Linked DNA regions of Homo sapiens: region 2 is linked to region 1. A link is an interaction called in ENCODE POLR2A ChIA-PET data of the cell type or tissue named here. Cell type or tissue: OCI-LY7. All regions are shown on one strand. Links, peaks and the distances in the headings refer to the core of each region. The heading gives the core; the rest is flanking DNA.

The links. ChIA-PET counts read pairs that join two places held together with the same protein. Peaks named below come from ENCODE experiments on the same cell type or tissue, not always from the same donor. Only the 100,000 strongest peaks of a DNase experiment are listed, where the experiment ranks them.
Region 2: POLR2A ChIA-PET joins it to region 1 with 6 read pairs; 5 of 35 experiments call an interaction of 5 or more read pairs at or near these places.

What each region holds. Positions count from the first base shown.
Region 1 is chr7:149,459,780-149,465,156 of GRCh38, forward strand. It overlaps ZNF777 (zinc finger protein 777), which reads right to left and starts at 1,283. Exons shown (of 6, transcript NM_015694.3): 1 at 1,036-1,283. RefSeq lists silencers at 1-303, 314-393, 684-753, 924-1,263. In OCI-LY7, for the core only: CTCF peaks have their summits at 917 and 1,119; a DNase peak (open chromatin) is centred at 852; H3K4me3 peaks cover 1,146 bases.
Region 2 is chr7:149,177,971-149,183,347 of GRCh38, forward strand. It overlaps ZNF398 (zinc finger protein 398), which reads left to right. Exons shown (of 6, transcript NM_170686.3): 6 at 678-5,072. The coding sequence ends at 1,831. Among named protein-coding and RNA genes, the nearest start is that of ZNF282, 15 kb to the right of the region's middle. In OCI-LY7, for the core only: no CTCF peak of the experiment used is centred there; no DNase peak of the experiment used is centred there.

The sequences.
Region 1 (5,377 bases), core at 312-5,311:
CCGAGCTCTGCGGAAAACGTGCCGGCGGCTACCCCGACGGACGCAGCGCGGGCCCCGCAGGGAGCGAGCGCGCCTCCGGGCGCCCCACCTCGGGGCCGCGTGTGTGCCGGGCCGGGCGTGAGAGCAGCCTCCCTCGCACGGACGGCGGCGAGGCCCGTAGCCCTCCCCCACCGCCCGGGTCAAGACGCGCGGGCCCCCTCCAGGGCGCCCCCACCCCCCGCGCCAACGTCGTAGCGTTTCTGCCCCTTACCGAGATCCCAGGCCGGGCCGCCGAGCCCGGGACACGCAGGCCGTCCCCGGGGCCCCGAGGCCGCGCGTCCGTGCGCGCGCGGGCCGCCCTCACAGGAGCCGGGGCCGCCTCGGCCATGGCCCTGCGCTGTCCGGCCCGGGCCCCCGGAGTCGCCGCCGCTACTGCCGCCGCCGCTACTGCGCGCGGCCCCACGCAGGCCCGGCCGCCCGGCGCTCTCCGCAGGCGGCGCCGGCCCAGCCCTGTCTTCCCCGCCGGGGCTCGCGCGCGGCCGTCGGGCCCCGGCCTGCTCGGGGCGCGCGGGGCGAGCGGGCGCGGGGTCGCGGAGCCCGAGCGGCGGCGTCGGAGCTGGGCGCGCGGCTGTGCGGGCGGCCCGGCCGGCTGCGTCCCGGCGGCGAGCTGGGCCCCGGCCCTCAACGGCGGCCCCCGGCCCGCGCGCCGCCCCTCTGCGGCCGCGGCTGGGACCCCAGCTCCGGCCCCGGCCCCGGCTGCGAGCTGCGCTGCCGTCCCGGCGCCTCTTTAGCAGGGGAGCTGCACAGCAGCTGCCATGTTGCTACAAACTGCATCCTGGGAGGCATGTCCCTCTCAGGCCGTTTAAAGAGAAACACTCCGAGGCTCGTCGGAGGCTGCCGGAACCCAGACAGCTCCATCTACAGCCGGTAGGAGCGAACAGTGTCGAGCGAGCCGCCCGGCGGCGACGGACACGCCCTGAGCCCGGGCCAGCCCGTCGTGGAGCCCGGGCCGAACCGCCGGGGCCTCCCACCCTCCAGGACCCTCCGGCCTCTCACCTGGGGTCCTCGCCTGCCCAGGCACCCTCGGGCGAGGCCGGGAGGCGCGCGGGCGGAGGCGCAGTCGGAGCGCGCAGCCCAGGCGACGTGCTGGGGTCTGGAGGCGGCTTGATTGGCTCCGACAGCCTTCCTCCCGCCGATCCCCTGCGCCTCTCACACCCAGAACCCGGGGTCGTTCCCTTTCAAAACCTGCGCTCACAAAGGGATCTAAGAAACCCGTCACACCAGAGAAAGCCCGGAGTTCATGTGACCAGCTCAGTGCAGCCCGGGTTCCAGGGACGCGGGCTGTGCTTCCAAGGGGAGCCAGGGGGTTGGGTGCTTTTGTGAAATGCCCGAGTGTTGTTTTCGACATGAAAGGACCGAATTCCTAGAATCAGACCCTGCTGGGGCTGGAAGTGGCCAGACGGGTCATTTAGGAGGAAACTGAGGCCGAGTGGGCAGCGACTTGTTTACCCTCAGTCACAGTATGAATGAATGCTCTTTGTAACCATGAGAAGTCCCAAAAGAAATGCAGGAGCTTAGAGTTGAGAACTCCCCTTCCTGGACAGGTCCACTTAAACATGTATTAATTGAATACCTACGAGGTGGCGAGAACTGGGGATGAATTGAAAAGGAAAAAAAAAGAAGAAACTATAGGCAGGCGTCCTGGTTACTAGCGATGAAGCCCAACTGGAACTAACTTAAGTGAGGGAAGACGGCGGGGGGGAGCAGAGGACATTGTGTTTACCTAATGGAACCCCAGGAGTGGAGCTGGTCTTGGAAGGCAACAGGACTCAGTATGCTGGCAGCTCAGATAATGGAAAGTTATGGCCAGACGTGGTGGCTCATGCCTGTAATCCCAGCACTTTGGGAGGCTGAGGTGGGCAGATCACGAGGTCAAGAGATCGAGACCAACCTGGCTAACGTGATGAAACCCTGTCTCTACTAAAAATACCAAAATTAGCTGGACGTGGTGGCGCGGCCCTGTAGTCCCAGCTACTTGGGAGGCTGAGGCAGGAGAATCTCTTGAACCCGGGAGGCAGAGGTTGCAGTGAGCCGAGATCGCCCCACTGCACTCCAGCCTAGGGGACAGATCAAGACTCCGTCTCAAAAAACAAAAAAAAGGAAAGTTACAGATAGAGGTAAGGCCAGAGCTATGCATCCTGTCCCCTCCCTTCCCGGAGGCTAGAGTTCTCACCCAGGTCTTTATGCATTAACTAACATGTGTGCATTCGTAAACAATGCACACTACTGGTTTTGGTATTTTTACATTTTATGTGAATGATATTATCCAGTCCCTATCCTGTTGCAACTTGCTTTTTTCCATGGGTCATTTTGTTTTTGAGATACAGACATGTTTAAACAAGAATATCTGGTTCATTCATTTTACCCACAATATAGTATTTCATTGAATACATAAACTACAGTTTACGTTCCATTCCCCCTAGAGGAATGAGAACAAACCTGCTGCCAGCGACATCTGCATGCATGTCTCATTGTGCACTGCTAAAGTGCGTCTCTAGAGACGCCTAGACATGGGACTCTGGATGGCAAGAGCACCTTCATCTTTCCCCGGCTTCCCGAACTGCTCACTGAAGGGATGGTGCCTACTTACACACCCACTATCGTGTGATTTTCTCTTTCCCCATCCTGGCTCATACTTACTGATAATGGACTCAGAACGTTTGCCGACATGATGACTGTGAAATGGTAGCTCATTATTTTAATTTGTATTTGTATTTCCCTGATTAATGAAGTTGGACATCTTTTCATGTTTACTGACATTTGGTTTCTTCCTCTGTGAATTTCCTCTTCATATCATTTGCCAATGTTTCTGTTGTGAGATCTTTTTCTTATTGGCTTATAGGTATTTCATTAAAAATCTATTCTGGATCTTAATCATATCACCAAACATTTAATGTGATTACTAATACGATTGCATTTAAATCTACCATCTTACTAGTTATTTTCTGTGTGTTCCAGGTGTTCAGTGATACCTCTCTCTCTCTCTCTCTCTCTCCCCAACTGCCTGCTTTGAGGTTGAGGTTTTTTTTTTTAATTCTATTTTTATATTAGTATTCTATTTCTTAGTAATTTCTATTTTTCACCATTCTCTTACTAGTTACATATAATTTTAAATGGTTGTCCTCAGTTTTACAATATACATCTTTAATTTTCTAACAGTCTACATAAATTATGCCACTTCACATATGGTGTGATAACCTTACAACAGGTTATCCCTACCATCTTTTATACTGTTGTTAGCATACATTTTATGTTTATGTATATAATCTCCACAATACCTTGTTAGATGGGCAGATGGCAAATATCTTCTCCCAGCCTGTCTTTTAACATGTTTCATGGTAAGTGTTGCACAAACATTAAAATTATTTAAAGTATTATTTATATGCAGTGTAATGCACAGATTTCAAGTTTATGGCTTTTCTAGCTTTGACAAATGCAAAGACTTAAGTACTCCATACCTGCCATCAAGATATAAAACATTTCAGTCGGGCATGGTGGCTCATGCCTGTAATCCTAGCACTTTGGGAGGCCGAGGCAGGTGGATCACCTGAGGTCAGGAGTTCGAGACCAGCCTGGCCAACATGGTGAAACCCCATCTCTACTAAAAATACAAAAACTAGCTGGGCATGGTGGCGGGCGCCTGTAGTCCCAGCTACTCTGGAGGCTGAGGCAGGAGAATTGCTTGAACCTGGGAGGTGGAGGTTGCAGTGAGCCGAGATCATGCCACTGCTCTCCAGACTGGGCAAGAGAGCAAAAAGTGTCTCAAAAAAAAAAAAAAAAAAAAAAGATATAAAGCATTTCATTACTGAAGAAAGTTCCTTATGTTTTTTTTCAGTCTTTGAGTTCTGATGAATCCATGCATCTGTGTTCTGCCATGGTAGATTACTTTTGCCTTTTCATAGAAATGGAATCATACATATACACTCTTCTGTATGTAGGTTCCTTTAGTCAGCATACTGTTTTTGAGATTCAGTCATGCTGTTGCATTTTCAGTAGTTCAGTCCTTTGTGTTTCTCAGTAGTACATATTTCATTTCATAAAATGACATGCTTAATATGAATTTACTCCTATAATTGTGTATACTCTTGGTTTATTTTCCCCTCACAAGATTACCAACTATATATTTGCACATTAATACTGAATATTGTGTAATCAGCTGCAGATTTTTGTTATGAATTTATCACAATAGGAATTGTTTCAAAAACAGTATTAAATTGTTAGCAAAAAGTGTTTTGTATTTTCTTCAGTAAATGGTTCTTCTTTTTAAAAACATTTTGTATATTATTTTATTATTTCTTTCTGATTACTGCATTGTGGTTTTAAAGAGTAGCCTGAGTAAAATAGGTTATTTGGAATTTGTTGTGATTTGCTTTGCAATCTATTTTTGTAAATATTCCATGTATACTTGAAAAGAACAAAATCTCTAATTATTTGGATAAGACTAGTTGAATATGCTTTTGAAATTTTCTATATCCTAATTTTTGTTTATCAATTACAGAGAGAAGTATGTAGAAATCTCCCATTGCGATTTTTCCTTTTTTTCTTTGTAATTCTGCCGTTTTTTGCATTATGTATTTTGAGTCCACGTTGTTAGAAACATAGAACCTCATTTTTTTCATAACATTGTGATCTTATTTATCCTAGTAATGCTTTTTGCATTAAAGCCTGTTTTGTCCAGTAATATTAATGCTCCAGCTTTCTTTTGGTTAATGTTTGCTGGTATGTCTTTTTCTGTCCAGTGAGTTACTTTGAACTATTTTGTGCCCTCAAGTTTTAGGTCTATCGCTTGCAAACATCATGTGACAGGATGTCAAGCATCATTTTGCCTGTGTCTGGGAATTGAGGCTAAGGCTCAATACTAAGGACAAAAGATGTGAGGAACCCCGCATTTTAACTTCATGTGGCCAAAAGGAGTTGAGACAGTCACTCACAGAGCTGACCAGGAGGTACCACCTCAGGACTGGCCCACCACTGACACCCTCCCCGCTATACACAGAAAAAGAAGACTTCAAGAGAGGGAGATTGTTGGCTATTCCTTCCCTTTCTACCACATGAGAGTCTTGGTCTCCTTTTGTGGGAGCCCAGGACATGGCTCATGAGCCTTTTCAGTCTCCATGTTCCACTGTAGGGAAGAAGAGGAGGCCTTTGATATGTGTCTCCTGAAGTGTGTGGATGTACTGAATCATGGAAACAGACAGTATTTCATGTCGATTTCTGAAGAAGTAACTCATCAGAGTAGGGCTTAAGGCAACATAGGGGGCAGGCGGGGCTATTCCCACTCCATCCCAGTTCCTCTCAACCCGATGGTGCGATGAGACCTCATCAGCTTCCTTGCCTC
Region 2 (5,377 bases), core at 160-5,159, 280 kb before region 1:
ACCCCATCTCTACTAAAAATATAAAAATTACCTGAGCACAGCTGGACGCGGTGGCTCATGCCTGTAATCCCAGCACTTTGGGAGGCCGAGGTGGGTGGACCATGAGGTCAGGAGATCGAGACCATCCTGGCTAACACAGTGAAACCCTGTCTCTACTAAAAAGACAAAAAAATTAGTTGGGCGTAGTGGCGGGTGCCTGTAGTCCCAGCTACTCGGGAGGCTGAGGCAGGAGAATGGCGTGAACCCGGGAGGCGGAGCTTGCATTGAGCCGAGTTTGTGCCACTGCACTCCAGCCTGGGCGACAGAGCGAGACTCCGTCTCAAAAAAAAAAAATTACCTGAGCACGGTAGTGCATGCCTGTAATCCCAGCTACTCAGGAGGCTAAGGCAGGAGAATCACTTGAACCCAGGTAGTGGAGGCTGCAGTGAGCTGAGGTCACGCCACTGTACTCCATCGTGGGCAACAGAATGTGATCCTGTCATAAAATAAATTTAAAGTGTCATTTCATTTCTCTGATGATTTGCCACAGAGACCACAGATGTCTCGGTTATTATTGCAGCCTTCTGCTGTATTTCTGATCTGAGCTTCGAGTGATCTGTTAGAGCTGGGTAGGAATGCATGAGAGTTGCTAGTGAGACAGTTATTGATGGGTATAACTCTGGAGTCTTTTCTTTCAGATGAAGAGCTTGTCATCAAAGCTGAAGGCCTTGCTAGATCCTCGTTGTGCCCTGAGGTTCCAGTCCCTTTCTCTTCTCCACCAGCAGCAGCAAAGGATGCTTTTTCAGATGTGGCTTTCAAAAGCCAGCAGTCTACATCCATGACACCTTTTGGACGTCCAGCCACTGACCTGCCTGAAGCCTCTGAGGGACAAGTGACTTTTACTCAGTTGGGTAGCTATCCCCTCCCACCTCCAGTTGGCGAGCAGGTGTTCTCATGCCACCACTGTGGCAAGAATCTCAGCCAAGACATGTTGCTGACCCACCAATGTAGCCATGCTACTGAGCACCCCTTACCCTGTGCCCAGTGCCCTAAGCACTTTACTCCACAGGCGGACCTCAGCAGCACCTCCCAGGACCATGCCAGCGAGACACCCCCCACCTGCCCACACTGTGCCAGGACTTTTACTCACCCATCAAGACTTACCTACCATCTTCGGGTCCATAACAGCACTGAGCGTCCTTTCCCCTGTCCTGATTGCCCCAAGCGCTTTGCTGACCAGGCTCGACTCACCAGCCACCGGAGAGCTCATGCAAGCGAAAGGCCCTTCCGCTGTGCCCAGTGCGGCAGGAGCTTCAGCTTGAAAATCAGCCTCCTGCTCCACCAGCGGGGTCATGCACAAGAGCGCCCTTTCTCCTGCCCTCAGTGTGGCATTGACTTCAACGGCCACTCGGCCCTGATCCGCCACCAGATGATCCACACAGGCGAGCGTCCTTACCCCTGCACTGACTGCAGTAAGAGCTTCATGCGCAAGGAGCACCTGCTGAACCACCGGCGGCTGCACACAGGCGAGCGGCCCTTCAGTTGTCCTCACTGTGGCAAGAGCTTCATCCGCAAGCACCACCTAATGAAACACCAGCGCATCCACACCGGGGAGCGGCCCTACCCCTGCTCCTACTGTGGCAGGAGCTTCCGCTACAAACAGACACTCAAGGACCACCTCCGTTCAGGCCACAATGGAGGCTGTGGGGGTGATAGTGACCCATCAGGTCAGCCACCCAACCCACCAGGTCCCCTCATAACTGGGCTTGAAACTTCTGGCCTGGGTGTCAACACTGAAGGTCTAGAGACCAACCAGTGGTATGGGGAAGGGAGTGGAGGGGGAGTTTTGTAAATCCAAATCTCTGTGGCTTCATGCTTGTATATGCTCACAGCAGGGCACAAAATCCAAGAGAAGGTCTGTGAGCCCCATCCAACACCCACAGTAATTATTATCTGGCACATCAATGAATTTGGGGTCCTATACACTTGACTAGAGACATGCTTGTGTTTTGGAATTTCACACCCTTACAAGAATACCACATTTTGAAACCCAGAAAGACCTGGAAAGGAGCCCAGCATGTCCATCTTTTCAAAGATACAACAAAAGCAGAAGTTACAAGAATATTGCGGAGAGGTTGGAAAGCAGGATTTAACCTCTAGTTCTCTTGTTCTCAGAGAACAGCAGGTTGATAGTAGATTATGTCTCTAGGTAGAGACAGATACATGAGAAGAGCCTCCAAAACTGGAAGCCCATCATAAGGCATGAGAATGTTTAACTATAAAGCCTTTTATTAGTTCTTTGATAGCTAAGATGGTTGTTGGAGAAAGTGCTTAAGCCACTGTTTATGTTGCTGCCTCCTCTCTCAAAACCAGCCAAGATCTGTTCACACACCTCTGTGGCTGTCTTTCCCTGAAACATGGTAACTCAAGACTGCCTGCCTAGGTTTCTTAGATTAATTATTCACATAAATTTTGTTTAATATTGGTTGAACAAGAAATCTGACTTTAAAAGATTATTAAGGAGAATATTCCTTAACTATACTGGCTTGATTTGAAACAGGCTCTTATTGCCATTTAAACTGCCAGAAATCTTTGCCAAGGTCCTGGTTAAAAAAATTGGAAACGGTTTTCTTAGCCCCAGCTTTAAAAGCTAGAGATCTCAGAGAAATAGCTGGCTTAACAATGACAGAACAGCTTAAAATTTGTGCCTACACCATGTTCTGAGAGTCGTTCACATCAAATTCTTATCTTTTCCAAGCCAGTAAGTTGGCTTCTCCATTCCTGGTGTCTGATATTCTTGACAATCATCAGCAACAAAGATCACAGCACTTTCCAGAAGCATGGAGCTTCAGAAAGTGCCAGTGAACTCTTGGTCCTCAGTAGTGAGATGATAACAGTGTTATAATGCAGCTTCCTTGAGCCATCAGAGAGAGTGTATGTTCACCCTATCTGGCTGTATCCCATTGGCAGTGGACAGATTGAGGAAATTCCTAGATCACTGAGAGCTAAGCACCATGCATAGACAACAGTTTGTTCTTGCCTGTGTTGCTTTTAGGGACTTTGACTACCACATGTTCTTTTCTTGGGGTGATTTAATCACCTGGGAGCATCTGAGTCTGCTCCTAAGTGGCTTTGCAACTGGGCCTAAGTTCTGTTTCCTTTATGGATCTCAAATTTTCATCTGCACAATGAGGCTGTTGAAAGGAAAAAAAGTGAGCCTCTAGGAATTATTCAAAAAAAGTCTGTGATACATTCCTTTTCCTGCCAAAGTTCTGTCTCTGTCTTTGGCTTCTGTCCAGGCAAAGCTAAATAAGACAGCAAAGTCAAAGCAGATAAATTCTTGTTGAAACTTGACTAAAATTTATTTGATTTGTTGTTTTACTCCCACTTGGAATCCTGAGGTAGAAGACAGAATGCAGAAGTCTTACATCTTGGGCAGGAAACTGGTTTATTCCTATACTCTTGTTTCCTCTGCTTCTTCCTGAGGTCTAGAACAAGGTCTGGAAATGTTTAGACAGGATATTTTCTTGATGAAGTGATAAGGAAAGGACCCATTTTTTTGCTCATCACCTAGCCCATCCTTCACTCTCTCTAGTTATGCATAACAACACTAGAAGAAGGTGTTAGCCCAGCTAACTTTGCTTCTGGGAAGGCTATGTCTGAACATGTTGCTCTGTAGGATAATCACACTTAGAAAACATCTGCTCCATGACATTCACAATACCAGGGACCATGGGAGACACAAGAAATGTGTGTCTGCTGTCATAACTTACAGTGAAAAAGCCCAATAATACAGAACAAGACATGATGGGCAATACCCTAGCATATTGGGATTAAGAGCTTTCTAGCCAGAATCTGGACCTATACCATGGGAAAATTTAGGGGTGCTGGGAATCCCAAAGCCAAGGTTCTGGCTTCATTGGCAACCCACTAGGAACTTGAATGTGAGATTCAGCTCTAGTTTGCACCTTGATTTCCCCAGTGAAAAGGGAGAAGAGCCAAAGTATTGTCTAGGTGCTGAGTTCCCTTTTCTGAGTGGATTTCAAGCATTTGCCAGGGTATGCTGGAGGAGGGACTCCTAAAGTAGGTGAGATGTGGGACTAGGTAACACTTTAAATACTTTTTTACTCAAAGATTTGCCAAGAACACAGCTTATTAGTGAAAGAGACCTGTGGATTGAAATGGCTGCAGATAGATCCCGCAGTCCCTTCTGAAAGGAACTGTGTAGCCAGCAGGGACCTAAACTTTGGCAAAAAGTGAACACAATTCAAATACGAATGAAGGAAGAGCCCTCAGATGGAACGAAAGGCGATGTGCAAGGCCATCCCAGAGAGACGGAAGCAGGTGCGATACTAAGCCTCAGCCCAAGAATAAAAGAGAGTTCAACTGTTACTCTTTTCTTTCATCAATCCCCTATCAGTTAGAACTGCAGGCCAGTTCCAAAGAGTGTTTGCTTAAGATTCAAAAGTGGGTAAGTAAAATGGATCAGTGGGAAGGATAAGGTGTCCAACAGAAAGTGTGGAGGAGAAACTCTTGGCCTATCAAGTGCTCCTGAGAGAAACCATGCAATTTAACACTTCAGTTAAAGAAATACATGAGAACTGCTTGTCATGACCAGACAAGATAGGAAAGGGGAAACCCCAGAAACGTGCTCTTCATCTGTCAGCCTTTTGGACCAAGAAGCTGTCACTATCACACATAAGCACCATTCCCTTAGAGTGGATCCAGGTGTTGACTATAACCAGATTTACTCTTTGCTTACTAGGTTTTCCATTGTCACCATTGGATGAACCTCTGGTTTAGCCACAGTTGTGAAAATAAATGGAAGTTGGTTGATTGTCTAGAAAGTGCAAGAAGATGGCCCTGCTCCTTTTCTGCTGAACATTTAGTATTGGAAACTCCTACTTCCCTTTTCATTAATAATGTGTGCAAGTTTCCTATTAGCGGGGAAGGTGTGGGGCTCTGCTGGGCTTCTCTTGAGCATATCTGAGAAGTGATGTTCATGTCTATCTCAACCAGGACCAGACCCTGTGACTTACTCGGTAATAACAGTCCACACAAGCCTCGTTGATATTAAAAAAAAAAAAAAAAAAGGACCTCATTCCAAATGGAATGGGAATCCCTAATTTCTGCTCAGATTTTCTCTGAGGAGGGGCAGGACTCCTGCCCTTCCTCTCATGTCTTAGCTTCTTAAACTACAAAAAGCATCCTCAGTGACTGCCTGAGGGCAGCTCAGTAGCCATGAACAAAAGCATCTTTCTTTCTCAAAAATATTTTCTTACGGACAAGGACCTCTGATGTCACCAAATATGTTTTTTTTTTTCTTTCTTTGTGCCTGATTTTTTTTTTTTTTTTTGAGACGGAGTCTTGCTCTGTTGCCCAGGCTGGAGTGCAGTGG